Linked DNA regions of Mus musculus: all the other regions are linked to region 3. The links are chromatin contacts, found by Hi-C or POLR2A ChIA-PET in ENCODE. All regions are on one chromosome and are shown on one strand. Each heading gives the region's core, a stretch centred on a gene start or an enhancer-like site at or near the end of the contact. The rest is flanking DNA. Distances are from core to core; before and after follow the strand shown.

Evidence for each region. Hi-C counts contacts between places; a loop is a spot of excess contacts on that map. ChIA-PET counts read pairs that join two places held with the same protein, here RNA polymerase II (POLR2A).
Region 1: a map of Patski shows a loop between it and region 3 (2.5-fold over the local background). The contact joins the promoter of Tagln2 here to the promoter of Igsf8 in region 3. A Hi-C loop is called at or near these places in 1 of 37 maps with a recorded cell type or tissue (Patski). POLR2A ChIA-PET finds 5 or more read pairs at or near these places in 2 of 5 experiments (both embryonic stem cell).
Region 2: POLR2A ChIA-PET joins it to region 3 with 46 read pairs in Patski. The contact joins the promoter of Ncstn here to the promoter of Igsf8 in region 3. POLR2A ChIA-PET finds 5 or more read pairs at or near these places in 2 of 5 experiments (Patski and embryonic stem cell).

Annotation. Positions count from the first base shown.
Region 1 is chr1:172,498,307-172,502,677 of GRCm38, forward strand. Tagln2 (transgelin 2) reads left to right here and starts at 1,940. Exons shown (of 5, transcript NM_178598.2): 1 at 1,940-2,026. It overlaps Igsf9 (immunoglobulin superfamily, member 9), which reads left to right. Exons shown (of 21, transcript NM_001145800.1): 21 at 51-571. The coding sequence ends at 232.
Region 2 is chr1:172,080,634-172,084,740 of GRCm38, forward strand. It overlaps Ncstn (nicastrin), which reads right to left and starts at 2,116. Exons shown (of 17, transcript NM_021607.3): 1 at 1,968-2,116; 2 at 579-683. The coding sequence starts at 2,049. Copa (coatomer protein complex subunit alpha) reads left to right here and starts at 1,896. Exons shown (of 33, transcript NM_009938.4): 1 at 1,896-2,316. The coding sequence starts at 2,277.
Region 3 is chr1:172,310,671-172,314,653 of GRCm38, forward strand. It overlaps Igsf8 (immunoglobulin superfamily, member 8), which reads left to right and starts at 1,697. Exons shown (of 7, transcript NM_080419.2): 1 at 1,697-1,923. The coding sequence starts at 1,866.

The sequences.
Region 1 (4,371 bases), core at 690-3,189, 190 kb after region 3:
CCAGTGAGTCACGGCATCTCTTCTCACACAGTCCTGTCTTCCCCTTGAAGGTGTCAAGACTCCAGAGGAGAGCTGTCTCCTGAACCCAACCCATGCTGCCGGCCCCGAGGCCCGCTGTGCTGCCCTTCGGGAGGAATTCCTAGCTTTCCGCAGACGCAGGGATGCTACCAGGGCCCGGCTACCAGCCTATCAGCAGTCCATCTCTTACCCTGAACAGGCTACTCTGCTATGAGCCCGCTTAGTGTGAAACTAAGAAAGGCTTATATGGATTTGCAAAGGAGTCCAAGACTTTGGCTCCAAGCTGGGGCACTGCCCCTACCTCTCTGTGTCTCGGTGGCCTGGTGGTAGGCTTGAGTGAGCTTGGTATAGAGTTGGATGTACTGACTCTTTAATTAGTCTGGGAGCTGAACAGGAATGTGTGTGTGTGTGTGTGTGTGTGTGTGTGTGTGTGTGTGTGTGTGTGTGTGTGCGTGCGCGCGCGCAAGCGCGCGTTCGAAAGTGGTGTTTATGGTGTGGGTGCAGGTTTCTTTTTTTTAAAAAACAGGTGAATAATAAATGTCTGGAAACCGTTTCTCTGTCACCTCTCTTTGTGTTTAAGAGAGATGAGGAAGTCCCTGGATATGTACAGAGAGGGTTCTGAATGGGACACATTCAACAGTCATTCAAGAAAAAAGTTGTTGAGTGCCTAGTAGAGATCTGCTGTTAGGCCAGAAGCCATGAGAAAATAGAGAAATCACTGGGATAATGCCTTTGTCCTTGGGGAGTTCTCGCTAGTCACTGAGGCCAACTACGCACTGTGATAAAGCTGTAAGCTGGTTATCACATTGGCACAAAGAGTTCAGTTTGAGTCAATATTTAGTAAATACTTAAAACATGTGGGGATTCCTGGGACACTCACAGGAGACTGCTCAGAGTTCTTTCCATGTCCCGTCCACCGCCCGGAGTTTATTTTGTAGACTGGGCACGGCAACTAAAGCCAAAGGTGCTTTTGTAATTGACCAGAAGCCACACAAGCAGGTAACAGGCAGAGCAGGTGACGGGGCAGTGAAGGAAACCCACTTTCGGGCAGAGGAACACCCTAAAGGCACAGGGGACTGAAACTTGACATTCTGTGGGTCTGAGCGGGACTTTGGGGAATAGAGAAGTCAAAGGTCAGGGTGGAACTGGCTGCTGTTCTTTTAAATATCAGGCTCAACGGGGGACTCCATAACGTGAAGAAAGAAAAACACTGGTGGGTTTTAAATGGGGAACTCCGCTAACTACAGCCTGAAAAAGTAGGTGTTCTGGACACCCCTCAACTATTGCTCTTCACTCTTAAGGGGTAGAAAAGTGCCTGCCAACTTCCTCCACTAAGCCCCCGCCTCCAACCCTCCAAGATCTAAGAAGAAATGTCAATTTATTAAATGGGAGATGGAAGGGAGAGAGAGAACTGGGTCTGAATCCCAGGTCCCAAGCCCTACCACACCCTCAAGGCCCCGGGCAAGGAGTGACCTCACTGTTCTTTTTTTTTTTTTGCCCGGGCTTGAAGTTAAATGGCAAGCAGAACCACGTGGGGGTGCTGTCCCAGCCTGTAAGCACCAGACCTATTACTCCTTACTCTATCCTGTAGGAAGGCGCTTCCTGGACCTGAATTTACAAAAGGCCGGCCTTTTTGTAATAGTAGGCTTCTCATAGAAACAGGCCTGCGATCCTGAGCTAGCTAGTCTAGGCAGAAAGTTTCCTATTAGGATACAAGTCTATGGCTGGTGAATGCAGGTTGAGGATCCCCTGGGCGGAGACCTTTTGCAGCGGCGCCAAGGACTCCGCAGGTCCTTTACGGCTCATTCCTGCCTACTGACCACCTATCTTAAGCGCTCCAGCATTCCACGCGGCGGCGCCTTTAAACCCTCTTGGCCCTTGCCCCGCCCCTGGTCCGCCCCGTCTGAGGCGGGACCCCCCAGAAAACTCCAAGCCCGGCCGGGTCTTGAGCTCCACTCGCCGCTGCAGCCCCTGTCGTGCGTGCGCTCTCATCCAGCCCTCTTGGACGGTGAGCAGGACTGAGGGACCAAGGCAGCGGGGTGGGAGTTGGGGATTATGTGTGTGGTCTGTAGAAAGCAAGAAGCCAACACTTGAGACTTGCTTCTGGGAGCGTGGGGGTTGAAGACTGGCGGACGCTGGGGTCCCAACTGGGTGCCCCGCCCCGTGCTGTCAGGTCCGGTTCCCAAGCCTTCTCTGCATTGTTCAGCAGTTAAGCAAGGCAAGTTTTACGGGTGCACAAGACGGGGCGTCCGTCCCGACCCAAGAGGTCTGGTCCCAAGCCCCAGCCGTTTGCTCCAGCGTTGAGTTCTCTTTGGGGGGAGAAGGAAGGAGGGCGTCGGACGTCCGCAGGCTGCTGAGTGGCCGCAAGAACTAGGTTCTGGCGCGCGCTCCGGTCCATGAATTTACCGCGCGCCCCTTTCACTTCCTGGTCCAGGAGCACGTGTGGGTACTGCCTGCCTTCTGTGACCCCGAGACCGCCCTTTTGCCCCCCTCCTGCTAGTTCGTTTGTCCGGGTACTCGGGGTCACAGGTCTCCGGGAGTTATTTGCACAGTAGCCTGGTCTTCTGTGAAACCCCCTTCTTCTCCTGGAGCGCCTTTGACCTCGGACATCTCCGGGCTGCAGCCCTGACTGCACTCGGATGTGCCCTGTCTGTAGGGGTTGGCTGCTATCCAAACTCTCTTACCCTAGCCTGAGACCCGCTGCCCCCTCCCGTGCCCCCTGCTGCTGGGAAAGCCGGTGGTGGCCGCGGGCGGGCGGGCGGGCTGCCCAGACCTGCGTCACCCCAGTGGCGGGAGGGCGGTGGGTGACTCATCCACATTAACGGCCCAGGCAGGGTGTGGCCGTGGGGGTGGGGGGGACGGCCGAAGGGGCTGGACCGGAAGTAGATTACCTCCTTTTTGGGCTCTGCAGGCCTACCTGTGTTCCTATCCGAGAGGTTCTGGGATACGTGGTATCTGTGGAGCAAAAGCAGCGGTGATGGCAAGTGGAGGTGCGGTGTAGGAGACCAGTGGCTGGACGGGTCTCCTTGTTCCCTAGAGCAGTAGTCAGGGATAGCTCATCTCTAAGCTTCTCCCATTTTCTCTTCCCTGTAGCTCAGGGTACACCTCAGGCTTTGGGCCAAGGTAAGGAGGGGTGAGCAAGGTGTTAACGTTCCAAAGCCGCAAATAATCTTTGTCCTTGCGATCCCCTTGCACACCCTTGGTGTCTATGCTGGTCCCCAGGGGATTGGCCCCTAGTCAGTGTTCACCCCATGGCTTTGTCCTTCGAGATTGCCAGGTGTGGGCTTTTTAAGCAAAAAAAAAAAAAAAAAAAAAAAAAAAAAAGTCTTTCCTACCCAGGGTATGTCTTCTTTGATTCTCTACCCACAAACTGCATATGCCCTCCAGGTCCTCCAGAGCTGCCCCTTCCCCGTTCCCTGCTTCCCCAGTCTGGCTATACCCTGAGAATTGCTGGGATCGCTTTTGCCCCTTCGCCTAGAGCCTCCACCCAAGTCTGTGTGGAGTGGGTGTTCCTGCCCCGGGGGGGCCCCCACCCTGCCTCCATTCCCATGTTTGGTACACAGACGCCATGGCAACGGCCTCCACCCCCTCCTCTTCTCCTGAGCAGCCCTTGTGGCTTCCTGTTTGTGGAGCTTAGCTTTCTCTTCTGCTCTGGACTCTATCTAGGTGGTTAGGGGACTGGCCCCTGGTGGGGGAGGGTCTTCCCTAAGGCGTCCCCTTACCACAGTGCCCCCCACTGGCCTTCTGCCTACCCACGTGGCGTTTCTGTTTCAGAAGTTGGGAAGTTCCCTACATTCCACATGCCCAGGGAGAGGAGAGTCCCATTGTCTTCCCAACACGTAGTCATGAAACCTAGAGTCCAACCCTCCAGCTTGTCTCCCTTGCCTTCAGCGTTGACAGTGAATGGGGTGAGGTAAACTGCCATCCATCCATGGTTTGGGTGGAGCACTGGGTTGGAAGACCTTTTATGACTCCTCCTTTCCCAGTTATTGTTGTAACCTTGTGGGCCTGGTTGAGGATGGTTCCTAGGGCTACAGTCAGCAGTAGAGTTCGTCACTGGCACCCCCCAGGCAAGCTATCCAGTTGTCTTCACTTGGGATACCCAGTTCTAAGCATCTCCCACACCTGTGTTCCAGCTGAACACATCTCTTTAGCCCACCCCAGAAGGAGACTTGCCATTTTCTCTTTCACTGAGGGAGGGCTGGGGCGGGTCTCCTGGGTGTAACCAGGGGTAGGTCTCTCCAGCTGCAGCAGCCACAAGCCATCAGTCGCCTGCCTGCCTGCCTGAGGGGTGGGTAGGGAGAGAGACAGCTGCTGTCCAGGCAGGGTTGGTTGGGAGAGCTTAGTCTGAGA
Region 2 (4,107 bases), core at 866-3,365, 230 kb before region 3:
GGACCATCTCTGCGCTGACAGTCTTGGGTTCTATAAGAGAGCAGGCTGAGCAAGCCAGGGGAAGCAATCCAGTAAGTAACAATCCTCCATTGCCTCTGCATCAGCTCCTGCTTCCTGACCTGCTTGAGTTCCAGTCCTGACTTCCTTTGGTGATGAACAGCAATGTGGAAAGTGTAAGCTGAATAAACCCTTTCCTCCCCAACTTGCTTCTTGGTCATGATGTTTTGTCCAGGAATAGAAACCCTGACAAAGACAAGATCCTAGTTTGATTTCTTACTAGCATGATCCTGCTGGGAAAGTTAATCCATTTTTCTCAAGTTTTAGTTTCATCATTTGTACAGTGTTAATAACAAGGATTGTTGCAGAGGCAAAAATAAAATGCACACTTTAAAAGAGCATTTACTAAGTTTCAGCTCTTATTAATTATCTTGCCTGGTTTGACAGATGATAATCACCTTCTATACATACACTGTAATTTGAATGCCAAGACTCCTAAGCAGGATATGAGTATTTCTGAGTATCCAGGATACAAACTGAATTATTAATGACCACAAATACAAATTCCAATTCCAACTTACACTGGCAGCCAATCTGATGAGTGGCGTTGAGCAGGCGGACACAAGGAGCTGTTTTATTTAAGGGAATGTAGATTTTCCTCTCCACTGAGTTTCCCCCACACAATCCTGATCAGAAGATAAACAGTATTAGGAAAAAGTGAAAGATAATTTGGTATTAGCCTCTATCATCATCAGCTCGATTCATGGTTTCAGTAAAGCATTCACGATCATACTGTCTAACACAAGATTAATGATCATTCTTTTCACTTCTTGGCCACATTATTGGAACATAAGTATTGTAAAGAGGACCTAGCTGTGTATTTTAGAAAGTTATTAGACTCCATGATGATCGATTAATTATAAAGCTAAAAGGTGATTGTCAAAAGTCTTTGACTTCAGATGTGCCGGCGTCAAGTTTCAGGGCTAAACAAGTCTGCTTCTTTTAGCTTGCCTGTACATTACTAATTAGTTATCAAAAGAGCTCTGGTCTAAGAATATAGATTGCCAAAACCAAACAAAGAAAAGCACTAACAACAAAAACCACCTAAGAATCTGAACAGACCTAGGAGAAGAAACGTTATGCCACACACCTGGTCAGTTAATGAAATATCAGACCATTTGCCCACACACCTAGAGTATGGGACAGCTACAGTTCCTCCCTTGAAGCTAATCAAAAGCAATGTGAATGTTGAGAAAGACGGAGTCATGGCTATACAAGGAAATGGCTGCATTTCAGGGCTTACCTAGAAAGATATATATATATATCTTTGCTTAACTCTTAGTTGAACACACTATAAATAATTACAGGTGTGTTACTGATTGTACTTCATAATTTAAAGATCACTAAATAGACATTAGATTGGAAAAAAAGAAAATATTCATATACATTAAACGTCTAAGATTCCTTGAATCATTACTTCCCTCTTAACAGTTTAAAGCAGCTAAGCTAACGTTAGCCTCACTTTAGTAAGCTAAGAAAACAAGGAACACAAATTTAGGCTAGAACCAACAGGAGGAAACGGGGGCTCTCATTTTTTCAACGTCGCACAAAGACCACGAAACGAGACTGTTTTGATCTCAAACATACTAAACCGGAGGAAGGGGGCTGAGCTTTTCACACCTGTCCCTTTTGATGGCTGATGGGGTGGCTGGGCTTTAAACAGAGAACGAGGCATGCGAGAAAGGTTGAAGAGAATCAGGCTGGAAACCCAGAAAAGGGCTGGAGAGAACTAAGGAAATGCAGGTCCAGGCAAAGGAGGAACTTATGTCATGGGAACGAAAGACAAGAAGGATTTCCAGGGCGGGGGACAGAGGGGCAATCGGAACCAGAAGGGCATTGCCTGCACTAGCGATGGGCCGTTCCGGACGGCTCCTCTTAAAGACCAGAGCTCCGGGGTGGGGTGACCTCACCTGCCAGTACCACGGAAAAAGACAGAAGAAGAAGACCCCGACTTCCTGGGTCAGGCCCAGAGCCGCCCCTAGTCGTAGCCATCTTGCCTCTCCGCTGGGCGGAAGCCTCAGGTCCCTTCCAGACTCGTAGCGGCCTCTCTAGGCTTCCGCTAGCATCGTCTCTGTGGCCCAGCGCTCCAGAGACCGGAAGTCCTTGTCCGAGGAGCTTCCGGGAGCCGCGACCCGGGAGTAGCTGACGTGGAAGCCTTGGGAGTGCCACCGGGAGCGGCGGGACCCGCTAACCTGACCTAGGAGCCCGAGGCCTGAAGGATGCTAACCAAATTCGAGACGAAGAGCGCGCGGGTCAAAGGTAGTGGAGAAGAAACGGGAACAGCGGAGGTTGGGTGTTGGGGGTAGTGGTGCTGTCACTAAGGCAGGACTCGCTGACCGCGTCGGGCCTCCTGGAAGAACCCGGAGGAATAACCGAGGGAGCGGCTTAGGGTTAGTGGAGTAGTCTGCAGTCCGTGCTGCTTCGTATGTCCTGGAACTTATCGTGTCGTGGCTCGTTAACCTTAGGCCGGCTCCCTACTCCTTCCAGCCACCTCTTCTGGGGGGGTGTGCCAGCCCTTTCTGTTCTTAAGGCCTTATGACTTGGATGCTTTCTGATAACCAGGTTGTATGGAGTGTTTCTGGGGTTTGAGTCTCAGCTTCTGTCACTGGCTACTCCAGTAGCCCGTCTGCTCCATTTCCATGTCCAGTGCTTCCGCTGGACTATTTATTTATTTATTTATTTTTGGCCTATTTGGAGTGAGAGAATGGAGGCCTACTGCCCCACCAGGTCCCGAGCCTGGGTAAGATTGTCCGGTGAAATACAGATGCTTTGTGTTAGATTTGAATACCAGGTAAACAGCTAAATTTTTGGTGATAAGTCTTGAAAGACAAAGGCCTGAGATCACACTCTTTGAAAATGTCGATATTAGAAAAATTAAGTCTATGGAAATCTGATAAAAAATATATCTGGACTATTTCATGATATGCATTATAGTGAAGTGGTTCAGAATTTGTTTATTGGAGTCAGTCAGACTTGCTTAGGAATTCTGAAACGTCTACTAACAAGCCGCCTTAAGGTGTCTCCTTACTATCTCTAAATCTCTATATTCTTATCTTTAAAAATAAGGATAGTTAACACTTTCTTATAAAGAGAATTAAAATGAGAAAGTACATTAACTGTGTTTATAATAGTGCCTGGCAAGACTTAGTAATTCAGAAACTGGAGGTTCTTTAATGGAGGCTATATTCTGGGCAGTTTCTAAGTGTCATGGGAAATTTGATTATAAAGGGTGCCAGTAAGAATTCTTAGTACCACCAGGGTTACATAGAGAGACCTTATCTCGAAATGGCAAAAAAAGAAGAAGAGAAAAGAATTATCATGTGTGGTGCCAGTCATGGTGGCTTTAATTGCAGCACTCAGGAGCCAGATGCAGGTGGATCTCTGTGAGTTGGAGGCTAGCCTGGTCAACGTATCGAGCGGCAGGCCAATCAAAGCTACACTGAGACACACTGAGATCCTATTCTAAAAAAAAAGGTTCTAGGGCTGAAGAGTTGGCCCAATTAAGATTTACTGTCTGTTCAGAGGACATGAGTTTGGTTCCCCATTCAGCAGCTCACATCCACCTGTAATTCCAGCTCCAGGTGACCTGACCCCTCTTCTGGGCTCTGTGGGCACCTGAACTCACCTGTGCATGTACTTAATAAAAAGAACAAACACAAACGAGTCTCTGGTATTTGAGTAGTTGAAATGAGTCTTCATTTTCTATGAGCTCTTTTCAGATTTCTTCTTGTGCACTAGAAAGGCATTAGGGAAATCAGTATTTGAGAGTTCATTAAGATCGCTGAATCAGTTAAGAGGGCATACTGTCCGCACAGTATGTCGTTCCCATCACTCATGACATGTGGTTCACAACTGCCCGCTCCACGGGACGGTGTTAAAGAGTCTACCGTAAAAATAAAAGAAACATCATGCAAAATAGTGCCTTCATTAACTTGCTATGAGAGTATATTCATATAATATTTTTACAACTAAGGACTAGCTACCAGAGTTGGATGTGGTGACTCACTCCTGTAATCCCAGCACATGGGAGACTAAGGCAAGATGGTTGCT
Region 3 (3,983 bases), core at 447-2,946:
TTTGCTCTTTTGTTTGTTTTGAGACAGGATATATGTGGTTTTGGCTGGCCTGGAAGTCACAGAGATCCATCTGCCTCTGCCTCCTGCGTGCTAGGGTGTGCACACCAGACCTGAGCTTTAAAGTAACACTTTAGTTACCTTAAAATCTGTGTGGCCTTGGGCAAGACACATAACTATTTTAAAAGGCCAGGTCTCTCTTGTGTTAAATGACTTTGCTTGTAAAATAACCTGTAAAGTTTAGAAAGGATATCTTCAGGTGGTGGCGGTGTTATTGTGAAACCATCCCATAAATGGCTATGATGATGATAATCATGATGTTGTGATGGTGATGGTGATGATGATGATGATGACCGACTTTCAAACCGGTACCAGAAAGTCATTCAATCCACTCAACCTCCAGCTAAAGGGAGAATGCTTTCTCCCAAAGTCTCCCGGTAGCTTGCAGTTTTCACATGGCTCAACATGGCTTCTAGAGAAACAGTGTGAAGAAACCAGGCTTGGGATATATCCAGGTGACAAGGAGCAGGTCCCTTAGCCTCTTGCTAGGCAGTCTTGGGCGACCAGGGTTGGAGTTCTGACTTCCCTATAGATTCCCTATCAGTGTTTCTCTGTGGTTGCTGAATGTGGCTTCCACTGGCAGCCCCACGAATACGACTTCTGAGAAGAGGAAGTCACCGCTGGCCCGGATCTCTTTTCCTGTCTGTGCCTCAGTTTTCTCAATAGGAAGCAGTAAGCGAGGGAGCAGGGGTGAAGGGGACAAGTAGGGAATGGAGGTGAAGATCTAGACGTGTTCTAGGCCACTTCCCCCTAATGGGCACTTCCGCGCCCTGGTTTTGCAGGCTGAGCCGCCCCTTCTTCCCATCCTGGCCCCACCCTACTCTCCGCCTTTTTCACAGTTGGAGACATGGCTTTGGGAAGAGGTTTCTCTTCCTTTTTCCTACCTCCAGGCTAGCTCCACCTTCCCCAGCAAAGAGGTGTGTTACGTCCTCTCGTTGGAGACTCCAATTGGTAGAAAGCAGTTTAACGCAAAAACAAAACACCCCCATAGTTACCGTGTGCATGAAACGTATGTGCATGATCTCAGCTAATAATCGCCGTAACTCCTCGAGTGTTTACAATCTCTGTTCCGTACGTGGCGGGGGGGGGGGGGGAAGTGAGCTTGAAAGCATTGAGCTGAACAAGGATCTTCCAGCTAGGAAGTCTGGACCGCTAACCCACTTCCCTTTCGCTTTGCATTCTGACCGGGTATTAGAACAGATTTCCAGCGATCTTCCAGGACTCTGAAGCCCCTTTGGGTCCGCTTCACGTCCAGGAAACCGTGGGTCAGGCCATGCCTACATAAATCAGCAGGGTTTGCTGCCAAGACTCAGTGGCCCACATCACCCAATTGGATTCTGAGTGCGTAACCACAGTCACCCCATCATGCATCCCCAGAGGCCCTGCAAGCACCCCATTCTCCCTGGAAGGCTGGCAGGTGCAGGGCGGGGTGCCCTCTGAGCGAGGAAATGGGGGTAGAGGAGCCCAGGTGCCGCCAGTTCGCCCAGCCTGAGGCCAGAGGCGGAGCCACCATCAGGGTCGAAGTCTGGCCCAGGCGACGGCCTGGGGCGGGGCGAGGCGGGGGCGGGGCCGGGCAGCGGGGCGCGGCTGGGACTGGTCTCCCGAGCTGCGGAGGGCGGGAAGAGCGGCGGGAGGAGGGGAAGAAGGGTGGAGGGCGGGGAGTTGGCGGCTCCCGCTCGGCTGGGCTCTGCGCACCCACGCTTCACTGCTCCGCTTTCTGCCCCCCACCTGGGCATGCGCCCCCCGCGGCCCTGGCCCCCCAGAGCCCACGCCGCCCCCAGGAGTCTCCTCAGAGCCGCCTACGCAGAATGGGCGTCCCTAGCCCCACGCCGCTGAGTTCGCTCCTGCTGCTGCTGCTAATACTTGGTAAGCCAGGTGGTGGTCGCCGCGTCCCTGTCCCGGCCGGGTAGGTGCCTAACACCGTGCAGCCCACCAGCCCACCTTCCTAGCATTTCAGAGCTGGTTGCATCCCTACTTCTCCAACAGACGTGCCTCCACTGTCTCTGGGCTCGGCGTCTCGCTTCCTTTTGCGCCTGTCTGCCCAATCAGTTATGGGGAGGGTGGTGGTGTCCTCGCTCTAGGTTCCTAGCTGGGGCATATGGGCGACCTACTGAGGTATCCCCTGAGACACCATCGGGCCTCCGGAGGCAGGCACCACTTCTCATCGGTTACACCCAGCGTCTGGGGTCGTTGCTACCAAATACCGTGACAACCTTCTGCCCCACTCTCGGCTCAAGGCCTGGTTTTGGGTGTTTGCTCTGCGTGGGCAGTGCCTGGCGGTCTTCATAATTGCCTAGAGTTGGCTGGAGGCCCAGGGGCTGATTCTGACCACGATCTCTGAAAAAAGTCTCCCCAACACCCCCACCTCCCAATATAACATGTCACCATCTGAGGCTTCTTCCCTCACGTGTCTCCACCCTGGGCCAGTTCCCTCTTTGCCCTTCTTCCACGCTCCCAGATATTTGCCTGGTTGTCAGACTCAGTTGGTCCCAACATCCCTGCCTCAGGAGAAACCAGGCTCCATGGAAACTGAACCTGGGATCTCTAAGCACCCAGTGTCTGTCCTGGTGGGTGTTTATGATGGTGTGTTTTCTGGGCCAACCTTGCGTCATGTCTGGTGTGTGTGTGTGAGTGTGAGTGTGTGTGTGTTGAGGCCTGTGGAGGTTGCTAACATTACCATGTTTGGGGTCTGACTTGGAGGGCTCCCTGTAGGAGGTGTTCTGGGAAAGATATGGCATGGAGCAGTTGCCAGGAGACTGAAGCCCTTGAAAGGAACGTGTGTGTGTGTGTGTGTGTGTGTGTGTGTGTGTGTGTGTGTTATGCATATGGAGAAGATACTATAGTGGGGCACCCCAACCTCCTTCTCTGGTTTATACCAGAACTGCGCAGTGTTGTACAGAATGGTTCCTTGGGCTTCTTGGGGCCAGGATGAAAACTCCTTTGGGAACAAGGCGGGAGGCAGAGTGATGTAGGGAGTTGAAGGAGCTGTGGGGCTTGGTTGCCTAGCGATTGCTTCTTTTCCTTTGGGCTTAACCCGAGCAGGGATGAGCCCAGGGGTGGTTGGGAGGAGTGAGTGTTATTCAGGGGCGGGAGAGGAGCTGAATGTCATCTTAGCCCACTGCAGCCAGCACTGGCATTCACTTCACAGATGATGTGAAATACCACTGTGTATCCAGTGAGGGTGGGGGGTGGATTTGAACTCAGAACTGACTCCAAAGCAGACCTTTGGCTGTTAGAAAGGAGGCAGCCCAGCCATTGAGAACCTTGTAGCAGCCTATGTTCTGAGGCTGTGGGGACAACTTTCCCATGGGGATCTCCAAGCATCAGCTTGTGTGGAGCCAGGAAGGTGGGAGGGGACCTTCTCAGCAGAGTTTACCCATGGGCAGCCAGGATGGTGTCAGCTTGGCTGCCTTAACCATCCTCCTGATTATGAAATGTGCCTGGAGCGATATGTGCCTGAGTCACACACATATACTCACGGGTTCAACATCAGAACTGGGAGCTCTTAGTGCTGAGAGATAGAAACTGAGACCCAGGAGAGGAAAGGGTTGGTCCCATGTTGGCTTTCTGACTCTAGCCTCTGCTTCAGGCGGTGGTCATGTGTTCTCTGCGTGACGTAGCCAGAAGAAGGAAAGGAGCGAGAACTGTAGAGCAGGCTCTCAGGCTCTTGGGTGGTTTCCTCCAGGGCCAGTAGCAAGCTGTGGACTTACCCCTGGAAATCCGGGAAATTACAGTTTTGTAAACCAGGGCTCTCCTTGGAAGCATCTCCGCCTTCTTGGTTTTGTCCCTCTTCAGGGGTGTGTAGAGGCCCTCCAGAGAGGGCAGGGACTTGGCCACAATGTCACATTTCACTTTACTTTTCTCATCTAGAAGAGAGATGGTTCTCACGGCCAGGCCTTCCGTGTTGGCTGGGAGAGAGCTCTAGA